5 separate regions of the Mus musculus genome follow, and all the other regions are linked to region 5. The links are chromatin loops, found by intact Hi-C in ENCODE. Cell type or tissue: left cerebral cortex. All regions are shown on one strand.

What was found. Hi-C counts contacts between places; a loop is a spot of excess contacts. Peaks named below come from ENCODE experiments on the same cell type or tissue, not always from the same donor. Only the 100,000 strongest peaks of a DNase experiment are listed, where the experiment ranks them.
Region 1: it touches region 5 in a loop (4-fold over the local background); 9 of 42 quality-filtered maps call a loop at or near these places.
Region 2: it touches region 5 in a loop (4-fold over the local background); 5 of 42 quality-filtered maps call a loop at or near these places.
Region 3: it touches region 5 in a loop (2.6-fold over the local background); 3 of 42 quality-filtered maps call a loop at or near these places.
Region 4: it touches region 5 in a loop (3-fold over the local background); 3 of 42 quality-filtered maps call a loop at or near these places.

Annotation. Positions count from the first base shown.
Region 1 is chr13:84,341,465-84,346,464 of GRCm38, forward strand. Gm41011 (a long non-coding RNA gene) reads left to right here and starts at 2,429. Exons shown (of 2, transcript XR_873707.3): 1 at 2,429-5,000. In left cerebral cortex, no CTCF peak of the experiment used is centred here; DNase peaks (open chromatin) are centred at 2,101, 2,589, 2,870, 3,421 and 3 more places; H3K4me3 peaks cover 1,617 bases; H3K27ac peaks cover 2,775 bases.
Region 2 is chr13:84,756,746-84,761,745 of GRCm38, forward strand. The region is part of intron 2 of Gm34196 (a long non-coding RNA gene); the gene reads right to left. Among named protein-coding and RNA genes, the nearest start is that of Gm34246, 84 kb to the left of the region's middle. In left cerebral cortex, a CTCF peak has its summit at 1,985 (motif pointing left); DNase peaks (open chromatin) are centred at 20, 352, 1,367, 1,975 and 3 more places; H3K4me3 peaks cover 3,013 bases; H3K27ac peaks cover 5,000 bases.
Region 3 is chr13:83,982,591-83,987,590 of GRCm38, forward strand. No RefSeq gene overlaps it. Among named protein-coding and RNA genes, the nearest start is that of Gm17750, 80 kb to the right of the region's middle. In left cerebral cortex, no CTCF peak of the experiment used is centred here; DNase peaks (open chromatin) are centred at 2,186, 2,630 and 4,074; H3K4me3 peaks cover 744 bases; H3K27ac peaks cover 1,361 bases.
Region 4 is chr13:84,611,336-84,616,335 of GRCm38, forward strand. All of the region lies in intron 2 of Gm34196 (a long non-coding RNA gene), which reads right to left. Among named protein-coding and RNA genes, the nearest start is that of Gm34246, 62 kb to the right of the region's middle. In left cerebral cortex, a CTCF peak has its summit at 2,003; DNase peaks (open chromatin) are centred at 1,366 and 1,861; H3K27ac peaks cover 1,140 bases.
Region 5 is chr13:84,219,292-84,224,291 of GRCm38, forward strand. Tmem161b (transmembrane protein 161B) reads left to right here and starts at 3,005. Exons shown (of 12, transcript NM_175187.5): 1 at 3,005-3,143. The coding sequence starts at 3,141. It overlaps A230107N01Rik (RIKEN cDNA A230107N01 gene), which reads right to left and starts at 2,884. Exons shown (of 2, transcript NR_138587.1): 1 at 2,847-2,884; 2 at 290-2,599. In left cerebral cortex, a CTCF peak has its summit at 2,753; DNase peaks (open chromatin) are centred at 2,960 and 3,443; H3K4me3 peaks cover 2,090 bases; H3K27ac peaks cover 1,309 bases.

The DNA of each region.
Region 1 (5,000 bases), 120 kb after region 5:
GGGAGGGGGACTTGATAAAAGTGCTACGTCTGCTGGCCCAGGTTTAATCACTTTATACTTTGTTCCAATTGAAACTATAACCCAGTCCCCCTCACTTGATGGAACACCTACCTACACTTGATCTGCCTGTGGCTTGTGTAGTCACTGATATTTCCAGGGGAAGCCTTTTGATTATAGAAATGGAAATTAATTTCATAGACTGGGGAATGAATTGGGGATAAGAAAATTCATTGTAATTTGCTGCCGATTCCAGAAAGTGTTAAGGTAAATAAGCTTGGCCTGCAAGCATGGACCTTGGTTGGGGCTGGGCCTGGGGAAAAGAAGTGGCTAGAGACGAGGAAAGTGAGACAAGATTCTGTTTCTGTAGAAAAAGACAACCTCAAGGACATTATCAGAGAGCATATTTTCAATATAATTCTTGATTCTTATAATTGTCGAGGTGAACAAGCTGTCTGCTAAAGAAAGTTATAAAATTACCAAAGGGACTGATTCACCAACTTCAACAGCTAAAAGGAAAATTCAAGCTCTTTTCAGACACATGGGATTCTTATAGATAACACCATTCCTGAGAACTTCATTTCCTCCAGCTGAAAGTAGCAGTATTGGAGAAGTTCACATAGCATTTGGTGTCCTTAAATTATTTTAAGAGCCAAACTTTTTATCTGTGCAAAGGGAAAGCTACAGTGAGAAACAATGCCCATCTCAATGAAGAGAAGCCTTAAGCATGGACCTCTTGCCTGAATTAGGGGCTTAAGATATTTGCTCTGAAAACAGCTAAATAGCTGCAGGCCTACTGACTCTTCACAGAATATAAAACCTATGGACTGTTTGAACTAGATGGCATGTGGAGCTTGTCTGATCTGGTTTCTAATTTGTTCATAGATGAAATAGTGCTCATGGGGATAAGGTGTCTCTCAGGGTCACTAGGTATTTAGAAGAGAACTTGGGATTCCAGATTTGAATTCCCCAATGTTCACTTTAGTGACCTTGTGCTTTCCAAGCTGTTTAGAAAAGTGATTATACTTGTATCTAAGAGATCTAAAGAGTAAATGTAGGAGTGCTGTGACCATTACTGTGTTTCGGCTCTGCAAATGTTCAGAGTACTGTAGAATGGTTCTTAAACATTCCCGTTACATATAAGATGTAACGTGTGTAAAGACACTGACATCTTGCTTGTCTGTGCTGTGTGTTCATAGACTCATGGAGTGATGGTGTAATGGAGTGATTCATTTGGAAGTCCTTCTGGAGAGCTAACACATAGAGAACTATTGGTGCTAATCACAGAAAAAATATAAGAAATTGCTAACTTTCTAGTATTAGCAACTTATTATTTTATATAATTGTAAAATTAACTGAAGTAAACTTTTTAAAACTTCCTAACTTTGAAAGTGTGGATTCTATTTATTCAAGCACTTAAATTAACAAACTGGGGGTCTCTGGAAGATAAAAAGTTGTGTAGCTCATCAGTAATATTTATTCTGATTTACACACGAACATAGTGGGTGTTACAAAGAAAGGGAATTAAATTATATTTAGAATTGCTTACCTCTACTAAATCAGAACACTTCATTATCATAAATAATATATATATTTAAATATCCCTTACTTCTAATTCACTTTGTAAAAAGATATAGTCTATTTACTTTCTAAAAGAACTTTTCAGGAAAAAAATTTTATTATTTTCAGGGAAAATTATTTGACAATGAAAATGTTTTTTTGAACTGATGCATTTGTTAATAATCAAATGGTTTCGAATCATGTGTCAGACACAAACAAGCAGAACAAATGGATAATAAATTAGGTGCTGTTAGAAAGGGTTTTTAAGATTGCCATCTGAGACACTTCTGCAAAAAGCTGCCTGAAGTGAGGCTGTGGCATCTGCCTGTGCTTGGGGGCAGTTCATCTGTGGCTCACTCTAAGAAGCCCAGACCCGGTGTCAAACCTGTCCTGCAGAGGCATGGCTACCTCCTCTGGAGACTCTTGTTTTGAAACAATAGTGGCGTGCACAAGTTACTGTCCCCACTTCTACACTCCTCCCCGCCTCCTTAGAAGGGGATAAGTGTGGGTTTGACTTTAAATTTTGTCTGTGTGACTGGCTTCTGGAAGGGAGTTATTGTAGAATTTCTGTTCCGGGAGGTGTCTGCCCTGCTTGAGGGGACTTCTCGCCTGCCTGTCTGGGTGTGCTCTGACTCTCTGGACAACTTCTTTCCAGGGCCCTCAAGGCTCAACTTCTGGGAGATTAACTTTGAGTGTTATTCACTTCCTGTAACCTGGATCCTGAGACCAAAAAGATTAAAGGACCCTGGCTCTTTCCCTCACCCAGTGACCACCCCACACTCGCTCCAGCTGGGCCTTCTCTGAACCCCTTCAGAGAAGAGTAAAGTCCTTCAGAGAAGGACTAAAGTTCTGCCAACTTTACTCTAGTCCTATTCTGGACCAGCTAGCTCTCTTATGAGAGCTCGGCTGGAAAAATAAAAATCGCCTGGGTGCTTGGTAGGCAGGCATGGTTCGAAGAAGAGTGTGCCTAAATCCTCCATTGGGTCCCAGTTCCTTCCATTCTCACTCTCACCCCATAATAGCACATTCAGACTATGAGACCTCAGAAAAAAATGAGTGCCAAGTGACATCTCCAAGTCGCATGTTCTCTTGTCCTCTGGAGGCTATCATTTCTTTTATATCTTTTAGTTTTGCCTTCTCCCTTCTGTGTGGACACGTGCACCTTCGTGTTTTCCCCTTTCTTTCAATACATCTTCACCTTTTTTGCCAGTCCAAGCCTCAGAAGGTGCTGATTTCTTTCTCAACTTTCTGCCAACACGTAGAGCACACCTCCCCAGTCCGCCTTCCCCAAGCAGCTAGGGAACCCGTGGCTCTGAACTCTAGTCCTGAAAGGGGGTCCCTAGGTCTCCCCACACCTCTCCGCGGTTTTCCTGCCAGGGCAGATAGGGTCAGAAAACCAAGGTCCGGGGACATAGTGACAGAGAGAAGCCAGGGAAAAACTGTTCCAAGCCCTTCCCAGATCTTTTAGGTATTTTAGAAACCTCAGACCCTTTTCTTCTGATCTTTACACTTCCCTTCTCTTATGAATACCTAAGAACCAGGCAGGCAAAGAGAGAGGGACCCCAGGGAAAAAGGAACAAGAGACTCCCAGATTATGTATTTATTTTATGTAAAGAAACGTTACATATGTAATTTTAGATTTTCTTCCAAATTAGAGTTCTGAGGCTTTAGAAAACCTATTTTTAACACCTTCTTCTCTCCTACGGTCTTGATTGCCTAAATTGCTTCTAATTGGGTGGCACACATTACTGAAAACGAAGGACGCATGACAAGCAGCCTTCATTCTTACGCAGATTTAGATAATGTGTTCAAATGAATATCTTTTCTGATAAGAAACTAGAACAACAGTAACCGTAGCAGTTTTCTTCTGGGCTTGAGCAGTAGGTGGACAATCATACAGTCCTGCGAACCCACACATTTTAGAGGGTGTGCCTACGGTATGCAGTACTAGTGTGCTTCCACCTCTAATGTAGCACACAAAGGGAACATACTTGTGTTCTGGTTGGTTTTCAAACAGCTTTTCATCCTCTTCAGCAAGCATAAATGTTTTTATTTTTGTTGTTGGGTTTTTTTTTTCTTTTTAGTTTCTTTTTATTTGTAAGCCACTTAAAAATATGTATGTTATCCTTTTGCTCAAGGCTTTGGCGGGGCCCTGAGAGCTGTTGATGCGGGCGTGCTAGCTCCCGACAGCAGCGAGCAAAGTTCATTGCCATACTGAGGGGAGCTTAGCTTTTCACTAAGTTAGTCCAGCTGCTGGGGTGTTCTGGGGGCGAGAGTTTCTTGGACCACTGACAGGTGTGATCCTAACTTGAGTTTGGCTGAGGGCAAGTGTCAGGGCTGAGGGCTGTTTGTCTGTAAGATGCTTATGCGGGCTAGGAGCTGGATTACCTTGCAGGCTGAGGGATCCCCGAAGTTCTTTGAAACTGGTATGTACCTACCATTGAACAAAGGGCAAATGAAAACTCATCTTACTGTCTGGCCAAACTGCACCTTCATTGTTTCATCTTCTCTGAAATAAGGCTGGCAGCGGATTATAAATAAAGTTATTCTTTTTCTTTTCTTTTTTCTTTTTCTTTTCTCTCTTTTTTTTTTTTTTAGGCCAGAGGAAATTCGCTGAGAGTCAATCTCCTTTCGGCACTGTTATTTTATTTTACTTTTCCCGACATTCTTTGAGACTCCCTCTCCCTCAAAGGCATGGAGAAGCACTTTCAGGCTACTTTAAATGGTGTCACGGGAGAAAGTCCTAGGTGAGGCAAGAGCACTTTGGGGGAATGGATCTGTGGATTGATCCATCGATGGGAACCCTCTCCTGGGCTGCCGCCTGCGGAGCTGGGCTGGGCAGCGGCCTGGGAGGTGAGGGGTCAGTTCCACAGTCTGTTGTGCGCACGCTCTACCCACGCTGTACCCACACTGTACCCATCAACATAAGGAAACCTCGATGTTTGCGAAAGCTTATGTTCCTGCATAAAGGCCCACCACCAGATACCTTCGCAGTTTGCTCTGCCCCTTAGAATGCGTTATTTGACCCGTAAAAGAAGATTTAGGCTGAGATTCTCTGTGGTGGTGGTCCCAGACGGTCCCAGCATCAGACGTGCGCCTCGCTCCTGTTCACCCCACACTAACGAAAATTTCAGGCTGTCTTTGGAAGATCTCTTCCTGTGCACTCGTCCCTCTACTCGTCCCTTGACAGGAAAGAGGTGGCCCAAAGAAGCGTTTATCCCGAATGAAGAGTGTGGGGATCGAGAGGGTCGGGAATCAGGAGATTTGTAGAGTGTCAGTAAGCTCCCTCGGATGTAGGCAAAGCTTTCCCTAGGAGTTGTTAAAAAGCTGCGCTGAGGGGGCGGGGTGCGGACAACCTCAACGCTTCTACTTAAGAAATGTAACTGAGGGTTCAAACTCGGTCTTTGGGACTGCAAAAAACAAACAAACAAAAAGGCTCCCAC
Region 2 (5,000 bases), 540 kb after region 5:
TTACATACAAGTTGAAAAGAACTTTTGGGGGGCAGGGTTACTTTACAGGGCAGAGATCAAACCAAGAGCCCAGAGAGTTTGCTAGGCAGAGAATCCACTTCATTCTCAGTCAGAGTTAAACATTTTTTGAAATGTTTTCAAAAAGGTTTCCATTAAAATCATTTTGATCCCTTGTGGAGCAATGTCCCTCCCAAAACCTGTAAGAAGCAGGTATTTTTCTGCAAGAGCTCAAATAGAACCAAATGAGCAGTTCCTCAAGGTAAAAGCTCACCCAGTCTGTTTCCAAGCAGAGCAACCGCATGCTGATCACCATCTTCGATGGTCAATAGTGAGAAGCAAAATGTGCTATGGTATCAGTCTTGTATGCCTATCACACTGACAGCCTAAGAGGGGAATCTCAGTTCTGGATGTATAGGGGTCCTGTTTTCTGATTTTTGTCTCTGATTTTCTATTGATCAGTCGCAACTCACTATGTTAAAACAATCCTAAGAACTTGGGGTTTATATCCAAACTAAAAGTGATATAATCAAATATAAGAGAAATTGAAGACATAACTTATTAACCGTGCCGTACGTTAACACCACAAATGAAGTGGAATTTTCTCAAACTAGAGACACCCAGAGAGCATACTGCACACAACATTGCCTGTGCAGAAAGTTTTACCACCATGGGACCCCTTGATTCCCCTCATATTTACATTTTAAAGAGCTATGATTATATCATTGGATCTTTGTTTTACTAAATATTTTATATAGATGTCTTCTTAGAATCTGTAGTTTTGATAAATTTATAAAAATCAAAGCTAAGAAAATATGTCCAACAAATTATCTTATTCTCAGATACTATACACGGGATAAAAAGCTTTACAAAGGTGGATACTGAAAACAGCCCCCCCAAACTTCAGATCTGTGAGATTTTAAACTGACATGATTTCATATCTATCAAAATTGTAAAGCCATTAGAAGTAAAATTAAATGTGTAGGTTATATAGTAGTATCAGTAGTACATGAAATAAATTATGCACTTCAGTTTGTCAATGCGCAGTATCATTTTTGATCCCATGTAAATCTGCTATGAGACGTTTAAAGGAATATCAAAAATATACCCCAACCACAACAGATTTGTCATTCATGCGCTGTTGAGCATGGAGGCCTAATTTACCCTTTTGCCATTATTTTAAATTAAGGCACTTATCCAAAGATCAAAACATCGTCTACAATGGACATTTTGTGAAGGCAGATAGTGATAACATCTGAAGGGATATGGTAATTGTTCCTGTTGTGGACGAACAGGGAGAGATATTTGATATGTATCTTGGGAAACAGGAAATGTTCCACATATAAAACTACAACTGCAAGTGTGGAGGGAAAGACGAAAGCGGCCCAGTGACCAGGCAAAAACTTTAAACGTATTTGCGAAGCAAGAACAAAGACATGCGTTGCCTGGCTGGTAGAAAGTGTTAAAGGGGATTGTCTCCTTTGCCACGGCTGTTTGAAATCCAGCATTTCATATTAGTCCTTAATGACAGACCCTAACAGCATAAGTGAAGAAAAACCAAGAGAAATTTTGATGAAAAAAAAAAAAAATCAAGAAAAAGAAATATGACTGCAAATGTGCAAACTTTGTCTGCAGTTGTTGCAGGCACAGTGGTGAAGGGACTGCTCTGTCCACCTATTAAGGTAGACCGCATAACAAATAGCACACTATCCCCCAAAGGGAAGAGAGTAAAGTTCTCAGGAAACCCCAGCAAACACTGACATGATTTTTATTATTCCAAATTTAATCCGACATTTTCTAAGTGTGTGTGGAAGGAGGACAGAATACTCCCTTTGTGTCCTGGAAAGTGTCATGCGACACAAAAAGATCTTTCTCAAAGAAAAGGCATCTTACATGATTAACACTGAGCTCCCAGCTTGAAAAGAATAAACCCCCAATGTCGCGCAGTGCAGGACGGCTGAGCAGGTCCAATACAGTGCTTTCATGCCATCTAGTGGTCATCTGAGAAGTCTCCCCGAGACCCGGGGATCTCAAGCAACTGGTAAAGAGGAGTAGCCATCCTCACCACCTCCACCACCACCATCACCACCATCACAACCATCACCACCATCACCACCATCACCACCATCACCACCCAAAAAAGAAAGAAAAGTAAAGAAACACGAGGTTGAAAAAACATATAAATAATTTAGGACACAAAAAAAATCTCATCAGCTTCAATAACCTGGCTAAATTTTTGATACCGTTTTAATTTGAGTGGAATTTGTTTCTTCTGGTCCTCTCTTTTCCTCCTTTTTTCTTTCCTCAATTCTTTTTCAAGTTTCCTTTTGTTTTCAGTCTACTTTCCGTTAGATTACACTTAGAAAAGAAACACAGATGCATGTTTTAATCATTAGTTTCTGAAAGAATTAAAACGTCACTTGCTTTCATACCTTGGTTTGGGTATTTTGAGACTTTTCTTTTAAATAAACCATCTCCCCACCACTCATATAAAATGTCAAGAAGCAAGACGGTACATAACTGAATTCCTCGGTAATAACTACATTCCTCCTTCTTGGAAAGGCACAGTACCTAAAATGTTCTCGACTTCTCTTCTGATGTCGGCCGCCCTATAAGCAGTCCTCAGAGTATTGAACTTTGAATTTTTTGAAAGCTAAAGTATTTTTCCCATTTTGCAAAATAGTTTTAAAATGTCATTATATGCATCTATGTCCAGGTGTGCTCTTTATACTTTGCCTAATAAATCATTTTCAAATACTGTAGCACAATTGGTTTCCTTTTCTAGTTGAGATTTATTTCTAAAGCTTAGGAATTCTTTTATTTCTCATTGATTCATACATTTTTATATTAGTTTTATTGTTTCTAAGGATTTGCCTTTTAAGGACACAAAAAGCTGATTTCTAATTGTGTAAAATAAATCTTTGATTTCAGTCAGCAACTAGTGTTTTTATCCGGGAAAGCCTCAGCCTTTTCTTTCTTTCTCTCTTTCTTTCTTTCTTTCTTTCTTTCTTTCTTTCTTTCTTTCTTTCTTTCTTTCTTTCTCTCTCTCTCTCTCTCTATCTCTCTCTTTCTTTTTCATAAAACAGTATATTTCGAAGGCTTCATGACATAAGAACAATACAGATTTTATAGTGGTTAGAGATCAGTAAGAAATACAAAGTGGAGTGGTGCTCAAATGCTGGTCCAGGCTTTAAATTAAAACAGATATTTATTTAAAAGAATTTAATAAACTAACAAAGTACTTGCAAATATTTCAAGTAATATTGCAGCAGAAAATAATTTTGTTGCTTATTTTTCCTCACTTTTGTCTTGCAAACGTGGGCGTACATACACTGGAATATTCAATGTCAATGATTCCATCATAGACAGAAATTAAAAGCATAAATGTAACATTTTCTGATGCATTTGCCATAGTTGTAGTCTCTATCAATGTGCATATTTTCATTTTGTAACTTAAACAAAGGTGCATATATTTTAAAGTAGATGTTCACCTCAAAACTAAGATTTAATTTTCAAACTATGTAGCAAATATAGTATATAGTACAAATATGCATAAAGATGCCAAATCTAGATTTTCACCTTCTAAAAGACTATAGAGCAAAAATTATGTCACTTAAAATGCTATTTTCCTCTTTTATCTCCATCTTGAATGGCAACATAATCTTAATCACAAAATATTTGCTGATTATATCTATATATTCTATATCTATGCATATCTATAAATTCAAGAAATGCTTGCTGATTATATCTATCTATTATATTATTTCTAATGATTGATGTTTTAGATTACTTTTAAATATAACTTTCTCATGGAACCTGGCCATTTAAAAACTATGTTCATTTTTGACATTTTTCTAATAACTGGTACAGACACAATTCTCCTTTATTCTCTATGTAAGCAGAACTAACTCATAACATCAGTGAAAGAGCGTGAGGAGGGATGCGGGAGGGATGCATGTGAGTGGTGTGGTGTGCATGTATCCAAGTGTCACAATGGGATGCATTACTTTGTTCGCTAAAAAGTCTCTTTCTATATAATAACTACTGACTTAATGTAAACATACTTCAAATCTAGCAGGTTTCTATCTTTTGAAGAGGATAATATTACAATAATAATATGAAGTGGGATAATGAAGATTCTTAAAATAATCACTTTAAAAAAACCTTGGCAGGTCAGAAACTTCTCTGTTGACTAAAATAATAGAGTGTGTGTTTTTTTTTTTTATTTCTACAAGTGGGTTCATATAAATGAAAAGGAAAAATAGAGTTCCAGAAGCTTTGAAATCATATCGACGTAAGATGCTACTTTCTGATAAAGATAAATTCAAGAGAGCTTTACATATTCATTGATTAAAGAAAAAGCAGAACTCAGGGAGGTTCTAGTGCAAAGAAAAAAGCATATGGGCGTCACGCCCGTCGCTGTCTGGGAACAGGACTGAATTTTGATTAGAACAGGAGGCTATAATTGGAGTGATAATCTTTTACACTGTTTTTAATTGTAATCAGTGCAGATGTTTGCAGCTTTCCGATAGGAAAACAGTGATGGAAAATATGTATAGCTGATAATTTTTAAAGCGGTAAGTTTCTCAACTTGGCTCATTTTAAAAGATATATTTGATACTCAGAATTACTGAAGAGCAGGAAATTCACAAGTATTAAAAAAGCAAATGAAAATCAACCAGTTGCCACCACCTGGAGTATATATATATTTCAGAAATACTAAGCTTAAGTACAAAATTTTCTTTCTTCCCTCAGTATTCGTTTTGTATGAAGAGATGTCAACAAAGAATCTTCTATCAGATTGGAGAAATGGATACTTTAAACAATGACTGAACTGTGTTTGATAAAGAAAAGATCGAAATCTTGATAATTTAACCTTCCTTTTTCACTGATGAGATTTTTTTAAGTTCATTCTTTAGGTGCTAGAATTAAATCCAGATGAAAATAATTTTACACAAATGTTACACTTTCTTTTTATTTTTTCTTTCTTGTTACTTACAGTA
Region 3 (5,000 bases), 240 kb before region 5:
GTACTGGGAACCAAACTCTGGTTCTTTACAGAGCAGTGTCTGTGCTAGGCCACAGAGGTACCACTCTAGACTGCAGAGCTACCTATCCAGCCTGAGTATGCTGTTCGTTTGTTTTGTTGTTTTTTTCTTAAAAACAAAACAAAACAAAACCAAAACAAAAAAAACAAAACCAAAAACAAAACCTCTGCTCTAAAAGGGCCAGCTCCCAAAGCATATGGGAATAGCACTGATGAGGAAATGATAGAAACAAGAAATACAGGCAGGGAACGTAAAGCCCTGGGTGCATTCCCAGGCTTGTGCCCATGGTGATGATTACATTAAGGATGAGAATTTAAAGCAATAAATAAATAAATAAATAAATAAATAATGATCCAGAGCTGAGAAGGCCTAATTGTATCTACCCAATTAAAGAGAGATAACATAGGTAAAGAAAAAAAATGGACAAAACACTATTGTTTAGTCATTATAGTAAATTAAAAACACTTATTAATAACACAATCATAGTATTGTGGAATATGAAGCATAGATTGCATTTTAAATTAGCTTGTGAGCTAGTCGCTGGTGTCCTACTTTATTTCAACCTTGATAAATTTACACACAGTCATTTTTTGATGAGCATCTGACAAAGTAAAAGGTTAGTATTTCATACCTAATCTTCATGTGGCCCAGAGAGTTATGTGCATATAAACGGCAGGTTGAAATACATATTTGCCATTGGTTTCATTTATTGTAGGCTTAACAATGGTGTTATAAGTGGAAAAGAGGGGAACTTTTATGGATTATTTGTAGAGCTTTCTGGTGGAAAAAAATCTCTTGATTAACTTTAACATAAAATTAATGACTAATTTAATTGATTTGCTGATATGATGTGATAAGAATTCTCAATATTTTGGAGGTCAGAGAAAAGAATTGAATATTGCTTTTTGAAAACAGTCTTTTTCTGGTGAGAGTGTGTAAAACTCCATCTCCTGTTGACAATTAGCGGCTGTACTCTCACTGACCTGATGTCATAGTTAACTTTGTAATCTATAATGTCTCAAGGTAGACGTTCACAATCACTGAGATTGTGTATTCCAAGGCTCTAACTTAATCCTATTCTCTTTCCATCCTCCGCATTCTGTATTTAATTTTAATCAATTAGAAAGAAAGCCTTTATATGACCTACTTTTAAAAGCTGCAATCTTCAGCCTGGCAATGAACTGAGTTACTTTTCTAGATGTTTATTTATTTAATTTTGCATGCTTTCTCATCAAACAGGCAATTAATACAAGCATCAGTAACAATTACAGGGGCTCAAACATGAGATCAAAATGGTCACGTACAAAGATCAGAAAAAAGACAGTCACAAGAAAGCACATTTAAGACATACCTGAAGAATGTATCATCAGCTTTAAAAGGTGTTTTACATTTTAACCATAGAGGACACGTATTATATCCTGGGTTCATAAGCAAAGTGGTGAAAAAGTAATCAAAAGTGTTTCTTTTGACTTGAAATTTCAATGGTAGTATGGTTATAAGTGCATTCTTTTAGAAATGTATGTTTAAAGGCTAGGAAATTCTTCTCCTTACACTACCTCCTCTCTCCACACCCACCCTCACCTTTGATGTGATTTTTCTATATCAACAATAAGTTGATATTATGTCTTAGTCATATGTATTTAACAAATTCAATCCTTCAAAACAGATTTATATCTGGGAAAATGGAATTGATTCTAGTTTGTTCTGACCCAACTTGACATTTCCTTCAAGTGTCTCTTTTTAAGTTATACTATTTACTAAATGACATCTCTGCTAACCTAAAGGAAAATATCTGTTCTTCAAATATTGTCATTGCCCAGCTTTAAAAAGATTTGATTGTACTATGTTAGGGAAACAGTGTCAGAATTCCCATCAAACTTTTCTCCCACTGTAATAACGGAATACAAAAATGAGCTTTGAGCGAGGAAATGACTAGAAAGCGCATTAATGCAATCAAGTCATTAGCAACAACTCTGTCCATATCTGTTAAATATTTTCAAACTATTCTAAAGAAACACACCCAGAAGGCAAACGAGCAGTGAATGGAAACAAGATGGTCAGCAGCATGCGTGGCTTGTGATTTGAATGGAAAGTAATTTATCGTGCCTGAAATAAAAGCTGTTTATTCTTGTGTTTCACTGTCTGTAACAATCTTTACCATTTATCTGTGAAAAAGTGAGAAACTGTACCGTTATTAGCATATGAATACTTGACACATCAAATTGGCTGTACAATAACAGAAGGGCATTTGCTATTGGTGTATGCACACAGACAAAGCAGCCATTTTGAAAAAAATTGAAATAGTGTGGGTTGGTTAACCCTTTCCTCTCCTTTAGTTTTCCTGATTTTGACCAGAACAGTCTGGCAGTTAAAATCAGATTTTTTTTATAACATATAAAAGTAATCAGGAGCCATTATGTATGTGACAATTATATTGATACAGTCACCGTACTTGAAAAATAGAAGCAGAACGATAATAAAGGGGTTTGTGCGAGCATGTGAACACGCATGCGCAGAGTGGGGGAGTCCTCGAGTCTGGCACTGTGTACAGGGCCCAGAAATGAAACAATGCAGACGTACAGTTTTATTTCATGGCAACAACATAGTGGTCTTTGGGTCAGATGTGTGAAACTATTTCTCAAAGAAGCTGCATACATAATTGAGGCCCTCTGAAGGGTTCCCTGTTGAAGTTGCCAGGCTGCATTCATTTCTGCAGCAGAGCCATTTGTTATCAAATTTAAATTAACTCTCTGTACACTGAACTCGAATTTTAGAGCCCCACTCCCTCACAATTGTAAAAATAGTTGAGAAGGTCAGAGACGTGTGTCTGGGGAGTAGAAACAGACAGTCCTGATAAGGGCCTCAGAGGTTCTCAGGTAGGCCTGTGCCCAGCAACTTTTAGAGATTCAGCTGAGAAAACCCCATTTGTGGTTGGTAGTAACCAGTCTGCATTTTGGCATGCAGTTTCATCTCAGATCCAAATTTGTTTTGAAATCTTTTCGACTTGGGTCTGTATTCCAAGTAACGCTTTGCTTTTGTCAGAGTTGTAAGCGTATTTCTCGTCTCTAATATTGCAGACTGATTTTCTATTCTGGAAGATTTAGAGAAAGATCATGAAAAGTAGCACAAACTTCACACAGTTTTAATCCAATAGGTTGCAATTTTAAGCTGTTAAATAATAATTTGCAAAATTATCTGAATTTATATATTATCTTAAACAGAGTTTATATCCATCAATATAATTTTGAGGGGTAAACAACAAACCTATATGTGTAAACTAAGCTGCCTTGAGACCTCCTGTGCCTGTGAAGGAGAAATGTGCATGATTTTCATAGATTTATCAACAAAATATTCCCCCATGGAAATCACTGGGCGTATAAAAATCTTTACTTTTGTCTCTTTCTAGGAGTTGGTAAATGCACTGGAAAACAGACTTTTATTCCTTTGAAACTTAATGCATGGAATTGCAGCCCAGCCTGAAAAAGTCTCTGTTTTCTCTGCCTTGAAATGCCCAGATAAAGGTTAAATCACTATCCCTTTATCACCATAAGACATTGATTTGCTATTATTAAATAATCCTATTTTCACTTCAATGAAATAATAACTTTTTTCCAGGAATGCATAGCAGAATTGGCATTGAAAGCAATAAAAAGGAAGTTAGTAGTTAGTGGCAGGGGTGGGGGTGGGGGATAAAACAAAACAAAAATCACAAGAAAAAAACAAGACTCTGAAACAACTTAACACTGTGACATGGAAAGTGATCCACCAAATATCCACTGAAATACCTATATAGAAACCAAAGGATTCTGCCCCACCATCTGTCTGAAGACCCTTGTGGAGTACCTGCTAGTTCATCACAAATAAGGAACTGGTTATCCAAACCACTGCATCTATTAACAATATAACACAGTAGGAAAGTAGGGAAGGTCAGAAATTATAGTGTTAAATGTCTTCAAAGTGTTAGACCCATGCAAAAGACTTCATGTCTAGCTTTCTTTTTTTCTGAGAATGCAAATTATTTTAAATCACAAACTATTTGCTTTGGTTCTCTGAAGCCATCAACACTGCAGGTTAATATGTTCTTCCAGATGGTTTTTTATTTCCTTCCAGGTAGAAGGGATGCACCTGGCTTGTGGACCATGACAACACTGCGACATACCAGAGCAGTAGTAGATGTTTTCTTTCATTTTTGTAACTGGTGTAATGAAATTAAAAGGAAGAAGTTAAAATGTATTAAGTATGGGCATCTATTCAAAGGGTAAACTGTAAATCCTACAGAAACCTAAGAGAGTTGCTTGTAGTGAGGCATTCTAGCTATTTCGAAGCTTTGTCTAAATCTATAAACTGACTATAAATAGTTCTGAATGTTAGAAAAAAGGAGGAGAGATGAAACTTGGTAAATTCTCACGCATTTTTGTACTGTAATTACTCATTAAACATACTAGCTTCATATTAGATATTTATATTAAGTTCTTTACTTTTCAAAAGGCATACCTTATTTTTCATTAATAAAGCCCTTTTAAAATAAAACATATATTTCAGTTTATTAATCTTTGCATATCGATATTTAGAAGACATGCATGACCAGCAATTTGTCTCATTGATGTTTTATTTAAATAATTAAATGTACAGAACAAAAACTTTTGAATAAAATATTATACAGAAATTCATTTTTGCTAAAATGTATTTTTATTATTATAAAGAATCATTTTAGAGTTCACAACTATTTAAATAGATCTAAGAACTATATAAAAAGTTATGATTTTTTTCCCTCTTTGATGGATAGAATTATTTCCTGGCTCTAGCAAGAATATGTTGCATTTGAGGTTCTATATTGAAAATTTTCAAAATGTACTAAACATCCTAGATCTGACTTTAACATTAAAACTCAAATGGTTTGTTTCATTAGATAAACTTGTCATTTATCGTATGAATAAGCTTCAGGATGATTAGAAGTTCAAGCATCTGAAGGACATAGATCA
Region 4 (5,000 bases), 390 kb after region 5:
CTACTGATTCTTTGGCTTCCTTCCACTTTCTTTCATGTGAACAATAGTCCCTTGACTACAATCTCTAACAGAATCTAGGCTGCACTTTACAGTTTACAGAATTCTTTATAGGTTCTTTTGTGTTCATAGTTCTATTTGATGTCCATAGCATTCCTGAGCGAGGGCAGATCTTATCATATCCACTTACAGATGAGGACAGTCACATTCAAGATAACAAGCAGCCAACAAATAAGCAGGGTGGGGACTACCATCCATGTATCCCAACTATCTGAAAGCAAGGGGCTACACTCTGCATACTTATTTGTTTGGGATTCTTCTCTGGACTGCATTAATATTTTGTCTGTTTTGCATTGGTTTTGATTATATAGAAATGTTTGGTGTGTTTTAGCATAAGGACATATGCTTTTAATCTTAGCACCTGGCAGACAAGGCATGCAGAGCTCTGACAACTGGAGGCTTACTTGGTCTACATTGTGAGTCTTAGGCTGTTTAGGAGGGCAATATAGTAAGACCTCATCGATGAAGCAAAAACAAGAAGAAGTCTGGAAGTAAAGAAAAAAGGTTGTTGTTGTGTGTTTGTGTTCCAGAATATCTCTATTTTCACATGGAGAATGGCTGTATGAAATGTTCATATTTTTGAGACTCAGAAGTACTTTAGTATACATTAAAATTCACTCATTTAAAAGATTCAGAAAGCCAACGATTTAGGAAATTAAATGTGGTACTGTTTTAAATTTCCTGAATGACCTTATACAAAACAGTTCATCTTTTTTTTTTCCTCAATTAATATGTGAGACAAAGTTCGAACATTATTTCAGATGAGTAAAGTAACATTTAATTCATAGTACACTTAAAATTTACATAGACTATGTGAATAAAAATGTTTCCAATGCCATTTTGAATAGGTCAATATTTTCTGAACTAACTTAATAACAGTAAAAAGGTCTTGTGTATACGAAATTGAATGTGTAATTCACTCCTTGGTTAGACCGTTTATTAAAAAGTCACATTTTTTCTGCATTTCTGGTTGATTATTTCTCTCACTAAATTTACTGTCTCATCAAGGCAGTATTTGTTCATTTGGAGAATCATTTAGCATGGATTGTACTATGGGGACCTGAGATGGAACTTTTCCTACTTAAGAAAATAGCCACTCTGTATTTAGATTCCTGTAGGGGACACTTCAGGAGAGTGATGTTGCTATCTCATGCCTACAAATTCCTCATCTGGGTCTGGAGTCATTGCTATATCTGTTCATTCAAGATAGCAGCGGCACTTAGCAATTCAACAATTCAACACGATGTAAGTTGGCTCATCAACAAAGCCGGTACCCTCTGGGGGTTGGAACAACACTTCCTGTGTTTGACTCTGCTTGCTCGGAAGTTGTTTTAAGTCCAGCACTGCTGGTGAAGTTTCCCCTGGTGCACTGAATGCTCATGCCATGTCAAAAGGCCTTGACCTTTTCACTCATAGAACAAAGGGACTGGAAACAAATTATGCTCAGAGAACTGGTCAAAGGATAACAACTCCAACATGAAAGAAAACAAAGAGCCTGACCTCCTACACAAGCCATGAATACAATTTCTGAACTTGAAGTATAATCTTAATAGGACACTCTCCTTCACCAAAATTTATTAAGTATAATATGTGCATATGCCTCAGTGTGCTCTGAAACCTCCTACTTCTGCCCTGCCTCGGCTGTTTTTGCAGAACACAATGGACTAACTCCTGCTCGCTCTACTCCTCTGTCTGGCTGGAATGATTCCCATCTATGAGCTGTCCACCAAAGCAATGAGTCTTTGGAGACAGTGACTCATCAGCAAATTCTGCTCCTCCTTGCTAAGAGTATATTTAGTGTGAAAGTCTGGAGGATGTGACATAGCCAAATACATGAAGGGACAGAATTTGAGTGGGAGGGAGAGGACAAGGCTAAAATAGAACTGTAAGAAGCCACAGAATTGCAGCCTAGCCTAGCTTTCCCAGCAATGTGGCTGCAGCAACACCTACAGTTCCCTGCCAAGAATGGCATGCCACATTAATGCCATAAAAATTAGAAAATAAGAGCATTCTGGTGAATCCCTTTGAACAAAGAGAAACATTCTCTTTAAAATATTCCTAAGATACAAATAAAAATAAAATAATTGTGTGCTTTGTTGTGGTTCCCAACAGATAGAAACATACTTTTTCCTCATGCAAGTGCAATTAGGCAGCACCAACCAAGGGGCTAGCTGTGTAGAAATCTTTATTAAGTGGAACCACTGTAGATCAGATGTTTATGATGGAGTTTCAACAGAAAACCCAGTATAAATTTGTTACACTATCAGGAACCACTCTCCTCTTCATTCCCTGAGCTTAATTCTGTAACAGAACCTTTCACCTTAATTAATTAACCCATTGTTTATATGTACAAACACATGCATGGAAAATTTTCTATGATCTTAGGTTTTTATAGTCTTAGGTTTTTATGGTCTTAGGTCCTAGGCTTCTGAGCTCAAGTCAGCATTGGACAGCAGTGGTCATCAAGGATCCACGGCACATGGGACCCAAGTACATCTTTTTCTCATTTATTATGAAGTAAAGGTTTGTTAAAAAGTAATTAAATAATGTTTATTGTATAGTTTTTGATAATTGGAGAATATTCATTGTACAATATAATGGGTTTACTTGTGACTATATATGTATATACATTTATATATATATATATGTATATGTATGTATGTCATGCTCTCTGTTCATCACCTACCTTCCTCCTACCTTTGCCTCACAGTGATCTCTTTCCTCTTCTCAAACTGTCCCTGACCACTTTATATCTTCCTTTAATATTTTCTTCAGTGTATATTCTTTGTACAAAATGCTGTTTCTTATCTTGATCTTTATTTAGTGTTTCAAAATCAACCAAATCTCACTTTTGTTGTGCATGCTAGTTTCAAACACAGGATCTTCCAACGTCTACCTCTTAAATTCAGGGATTACACATTTGTAGCTACATGGGAACCACACGTAGCTTGGCTTTCTATCTTACTTTTTTCTTAAACAAAAACAAAACTCTGCTTTCCTCCCACTATTATCCACTTTTCTTAAATGATCATGACACTGAATTAAAGATTATACTAAAAAACATTCTGTAAATATCTTCAGAAAAGTTCATTATTTTCTGTGCTTTAATAATTCAAAGCCATTAGACTCAAAGTTTGTGTTCCTTTTTGAAAAGCTATTGAGGTTATTGTTTTTATGTGTATGTAATCTTTATTTATTTTATGTCTTGGTAAATCAATAGCAAAAGGAAAATCATCCATAATATATTTAAATAAATATTTAACTAAATAAGATTTTTAAAAAGAGTTAGGTAACACCCCATTTTTAGCCAAATAAATGAGGTGAGAAAAATAAAAACCCACAAAATGTTTGCAATGGTTCCACTAAAGTTTAAATATTTCTGGCAGGAGAGCAAGTTGATTCCATTTTCTCCCCTAACTCTACATTTATGTGTATATATACAACACTATTCTATAAGACTATGTGCTCTATATCCTGTGTAAGAACATGTGTATGTATATAAGCACTTATGTAAACACACATATATTTATATGTTTGAGCAAATACTTTCACTGTTAGAAGCTTGTCTTACTTTAATAATTCTTCATTTTGAGTAAGACCATAGACTAGACATTAAGATGTTTTTCCTAGCATTATTTATTTATTTATTTATTTATTTTTACTTTTTACTTTTTAAATTTTTATTTTATTTTTTATTTTTTATTTTTATTTTTGAACTATAATAAGCAAATAAATGATTATAAAGAAAAGTCTAAGCATATTTTCAGTTTTTAATGTGCTTGGTAGAATGTTACTTGGACAATGAATAATGGTTTGACCAAGATATTATAGCATGAAAGATGGTTAAGATATGATGTCACCATTATTCAATCAAAAAAACTATGTGTACAGAAAAAAAAAAAACACTTGAAGAAAATCATAAAGTTTTCAAGGTTTTCCTGCTACTGTGAGTGTTTCTCCACAAAACTTTTTATGTCATCAGTTTTTTATTAGTGTTTAAATAACTTTTTGAGACATATTTAAACAAATATACCATTCCCTATTCTCAATTCATCCATGAACATTGATTGTAGTGTTTCTGGGGGCTTTCATACTTTCATACATGGTAGTCATTTGGACCAGTACGGCTCCAGTGTCTTCCAAGCTTTGGAAGAATGTTTAAAGTTTTTACCAGTAACACCTAAGGGGGAAAATCATTTTTTCTTGCGCGCGCCTGACTAGCCAGCAAGAATGACGCTACAACAGGATCCTTCCACACACGTTTATTGGGAGAGCTTGATTGCAGAGGTGAAGAGACCCCAAGCCCAGAACTGGTGCTGCTTATATAGGCCTAGGAGAGGCGTGTCTCACACCCGGATTGGTTATGCATGGGTTATGCTTACCACCTCATTTACATGTCTACATCTGATTGGTTAACTTGTCTCTCATCTGATTGGTTAACTTGTCTCTCATCTGATTGGTTAACTTGTCTCTCATCTGATTGGTTCATTCTCAAAACATCATCTTGGCAAAAAAAACTTTACTGCCTATGTATGTGTGGTGGCCAGCCGTAACCAGCACCACCCTGCAACGGCACATGTGGCTTCCCACAATTTTTGAACATTTGACATCTCTTTATTTGCATCATTGTAGAAAATTCTTGAATCCCATTAAACAACAAATACTACTTGGTAAGTAAGTTAAAAATCCAATCCTCATCTGTTTTCTTCAGACAAAAATATGAGAAATAAGAATAATGCTTTATGAAATTCGATACCACTGTAAGGAAAGGGCAAAAATAAAATGGAAATATAATGTTTACCCTTATTATAAAACTTAGTGGTTTTTTTTTTAACTTCCATTTTACTTTCTCTGTTAGGCCATAGTGTATATCCAGGGCTTATATTTAACACAGACAAATGATATCTGAGCAATTATGATTATGAGTGTTGTGTTAACAACTA
Region 5 (5,000 bases):
CCTGTGAAAATATACACTATACAGCTTGTACAAGATTTGTCATTGCACTCAACTTCTAAAATCAATGGGGGGCGGGGGGGGGGGAAGGAACATGGCAATAAAGATTCTCAGGAATGCTACTATTATTGAAGGAATGCAGTACATTTTTACTTTTGAGACTTTTATGTAGCCCAGACTAGCCTTGGACTCCTGGCTCTCTACCCTCCAATTGCTGGGGTTAGGGTCATATGCCTGGTTTAACTTCTGAAGACCTTATCTCCTAAATTAGAAAAGTAAGAGCAATATAGGTAGGCTTTAAGAAGCTTTATTGATGGACAATTTTTTTTAATAATTGTTTCAAATAGAACAGTTTAGAAAATGAATGCTGAATGGTAATGGATACATTTTCAATTATCTTTCTCTGTGAGTGTAGGGCTTTTTATTCACGTCAAAGCAATTACACTGAACACAATTTTGCATTCTTTACTTTGGATACTATAACAAAAGTACCATAAACTGAGTGATTTAAACCACAAAATTAGTTCCCATATGTATCACTGGTGGGGGTGAAAATGGACCCCTTTGTTGTTGGCAAATGAGTTGTGACTAAGTTCTCACATGGTGCAGAATAAACAACGAGGAAGCAAGTTCTTCTCTCTCTGACAAGGACACTCAGCACACCACAAAGGTCCCATCCTCTGATCCTACTTAAAAGGCAACCATTTTCCTCTAGTGGCTTTTTGGAACAATTGCAAAATGTTCCACTAACCATATATGGCAGAACATGACCAATAAATCATTGTTACTGGTACATGATTTTTCTAAGATGGCCAATAAAGAATTTTAAGTACAATTTACCTAAGGAAACAAAACCCAACTTTCCACATAGTTACAGACTAATTACCATTTACAAGAAATAGAAATCACAGAATAAAACATATCATATTCAGTAAAGGAAAGAGAAAAGTGTTTGAATTTTTTTTAGAGGTAAAACTATTAACACATTTTGTTAAGACGGTTTAAGACTTTTAAAAATTGATTTTTAAAATTGGAAGAGTTTCAGGCCAGAGTGCTCATGTAAATACTATTCTGTTGATATTTATACACATCTGAGATCAGTTCGTAGAGAGGACATTTTAAATTATCACAAACCCCACATGGTAAGCAGCCATGACTTTTATCAAAGACTGTGATCATAACTAATTTGCCAAAAAGATCTTTTCATCTTCATCATCACATTTCCTCTCTTTCCTTTTCATAATTCTTTCTCTGAATCTTTGTCAAAGACTTCTATACATTTAAGAAATAGAAAATGGTCAATAAAAAAAAACAGGTAATTAGTAGAATATATTGTTTTTTAATAGGACAAAAAGACTTGATACAGTTGTAAATGTAAACATATACACACTATGTGAAACTAAAGTATTTTAACCAAGGATTGTTAATCAATGCGCCATGTACAAAATAGAGAATATAGAATCTGACAGTCTATTGAAAGTAATAAGGTAGTAAAAACTGATTTCTTGTTTTTCCTCTGGCAGGAATGGATTCTATCCTGCTAATAATTCCTATCCTACTGTCATATAGGAGAAGATGTTTTCTGATCCTTAACAAGGCTGCCAGGTTTAGGACAGATGGAAGACCCACTGTGTCACAAGTGAAAGACAAGACTTCACAGAATGTGATGTCACTGACAGGCTGATAGGCACTCGCCACCTCCATCTTTTCTTTCTCAAGGATAGCAATGGCTTCCCCCAGATACAGGAGCGGTCAACCGGAGTCCTTCTTTACTATACTGCAGTTGCCCTGGGGCCTGTCTATTAACAGGCTTGTTTCTATAAAGCAGTAACAGAACCCTTGGGGAAGTTCTCAGTTTCACAAACTATTCCTCAAGGCTATTGGTCTCGGAGTAGCTTCTCTCATTTCTTATAATTTCTCTATCACCTGTCACCCTATCTCCCCCCACCATTAAAAATTAACATAATGTATAAACTTTGTTTCTGTATCCTTTTGAAACAGCACCAATCTAACATCTCTAGGTAGCTCAGGATTGTTTCCCAGGGTCCTTGGGCCAGTTAGAGGTTGAACATCATAGCTGTTTCATAGTTGCAAGTTTGTGCAACCTTGACTGCTGAAGATGAATTTCCTCCCCAGTTCTGACTCCACAAGAGAACCACATTATGGTAAAAGGTATCTCACGGAGAAGGGTGAGATAAGCATGTTTCCATAAGGATCGTTAAACGGTGTGATAATTTCTGGGCCAAAGATGCTCTGTGTCCTTATTTCAAACTTACCTCTATGGTTAACCCTCATCACAATATAAAGGCAAGTTCACTGGTACAGATTTGGAAGGAGGGAGGTGTCATAAAGCATAAATGTGTGTGTATTTATGTATGTATGTATATGAGAATGTTGTAAGGCCCTTTTTGTTCATATTGGTATTAAGTAGGTAGGAAATGTCCATACTGAATTTTCTTCTTAGCTCCTCTGCTCTTTGTAGATATCCTCTGGCTTGAGCTGGCGTCTGTGAAGAGCAAAGAACTTCTAAAGGTCACATTCCATTGACCTAAGAGAGGAAGGTGCTTGGACAGCATGAATTTTTAACTGAGATTCCAAGGTACTGCGTAAGGAAAGCGGACAGAAAAGAGGCTGGCTGAGCTAAACAATTTCTGAATGATCTCAGCATGAATACAGCCAAGAAGGTTCTTTACCCTCAATAAACCGTCAGAGTACGAGGGCTACACCCACCCAGCTGATCCCTGCAGCAGCACAAACCGACCACCAGCGCCCGCGAAAAATACCGCACCTACCTAGGAATCCTGCGGGCATGCCGCCCCGCCCCGCCCTGCCCCGCCCCGCCCACCTACCTGTGCGCCTGCGCCCCTGCGTTCTCAAGGTCAGCCCCGCCCCCCGCCCTAGCCTCACACCCACGGAAGTGGCTTTAGAGAACGCCTTGCGGCTCCTCCTCTCTGCGTGGCGTGGGGTCGCTGGCGGTCCGGAGAGGGAGGAACTTCCTGTCCCATGCGGGCAGGACTTCCGGCCGAGCCGGAAGACCTTTCCCTTCGCGGTTTCGAGAGCTCCGTTTTGCAGAACCTGAAGGGGAGATTCTGGACGGTCCCGGGGACTCTAGACTGTCTGTCCCACGACCTGTTCTTGGCGTTATGGTGAGTCTTGTGAGGATGAGAGTGACAACCTTCAGGAGGAAAGGACAGGGAGGTCAGTCTGTGAAAGGAGCCGGTTGATGTCCCTGCTGGGAATGGAACCTGCTGGAGCGTTGGGATGAACCGCTGGCAGGACCCCAACCTTCCCAGAGTGCGCGCGGCCGCCGCCGGGGTTCCAGACAGCCGAGGGACCTGTGGGGTTGGAGAGGGGCGGGTCTGTCGGAGTACCCAGTCTAAGGAGTCTGCCCTCGCGTGTGTCCTGTGGCGCCAGGTGGCCCACTGATGACCTTGCTCTACCCACCACGTTGTCCCTGCCACCTTTTCCCGCCGCAGGCTTTTGGCTGAGATTTTAAGGACGCAGCAGTGCCTTTTTGCACGCTTGCCTGTCTCCTTGGAGACAAGCAACGCCGAGGCACTTAAGACAAAATTGGCTTCTCTTAACACTCAACTAGAGCAGAACTGAAAATCAATGTCACTTTTAAAGAAAATGTCCAGGTTGAGTCCCAACAGATTTAACTTGAAAGGAAAAATTTGTAATTTCCTATTGTACATCTCTATCGAAGGAGGGAGCACAGCTTGAGCCATATTATTTGCAAGTGTCTTAAAGGTTAGGTGAGAAGGATACGTAAACATAAAAAGAACCTGGTGTGAGAGATTGGAGGGAAAGGAGTAACCGAAGGGTGTTTTACCGTGAGGCCAGTCATTCTCAGAGTTCTCTGCTGTTTTAGTCTGAAAGGACAAGGTTCAGGGACTTGTACAAAGAACGTCTTAATCAACTGTAGATAAGAAGCAATGGGTGCTGACTGATCACACAGTTCAGGAGTTAATTGATGAAATGAATGGGATTTCGAAACATCTAAGTTTGGCTTTATTGGGGGACTATGAGAGGAAGGCAGGTGGTTGTGTAGGGGCTGGTGACTGCAGTCAACTACTTCCTGGAACATAAAAGGATTTAAAAAAGATAGTTGCTATTTCCAAGGTCCTAGGGTTCTGGTAAAGTTGAACAGGCAATCAGCCACATGAACGATTTCAAACCATCTGCAGAGACTTCTATCTTGGGTTCAAGCTTTAGTTGACTATGCTGCTGCCTTTTTATGTAGACCACACTGCCCTCTGATTCAGAGATCTGTCTGCCTCTGCTTCCCAAGTGCTGGGATCAAATGCATATGCCACTACTCCCAGTTTGGCCATGCCCCTTTTTTCAGGATTAATATTGCTGTTTTGTATGACTTACTAGAGAATAAAAAAATCACCTGGTTCCAGTTGCAAACTACCAGGTGACTTGTTTCTTTTAATGTTTTTGTTTGTTTGTTTGTTTGTTTTAGTGTTTTGAACCTCTGAATAGTATGGCTTAGATTCCTTAAGAGAGTTCTGTTTTCATTTGAGATAGTGAAATTAGAGAGGGAACGTTAGAACTAGAAGGAATTAAAGTCTAGCAACCTCCCCATCTCTTCAAATTTTACAGAAGGAAGAATGTGGAGTTTAGAAGCAGGCAGTGTTATACCTGAGGTGAGGTCTAATAAACTTGGTCTTGTCTAGGAAGTTGACACTAGTATCTAAATAAAATGATTAAATACACGATAGTCACAGGGAAGCTGAATTAGAGTGTGTTCTCTGCATCCAGAGAGCCACAGAACCATTCTGGCCGCTCTAAGGAAGTAGATATATTTTCAGCTAATCTCTTGGTGACACTTCACAATGTGGGGCCTGGTTGTCCCCATTGTGACATTGATCTGTCTTGTTTTTGAGTTAGTTACTTGACTAAAGTTAAAGTTGTTCACCGCTATGAAGTTGATGTTTGTGTATGGAATTGCCGTCATTGCTTGGAATCCTTTAAAAAAATAAAGCAAGGATGGTCGG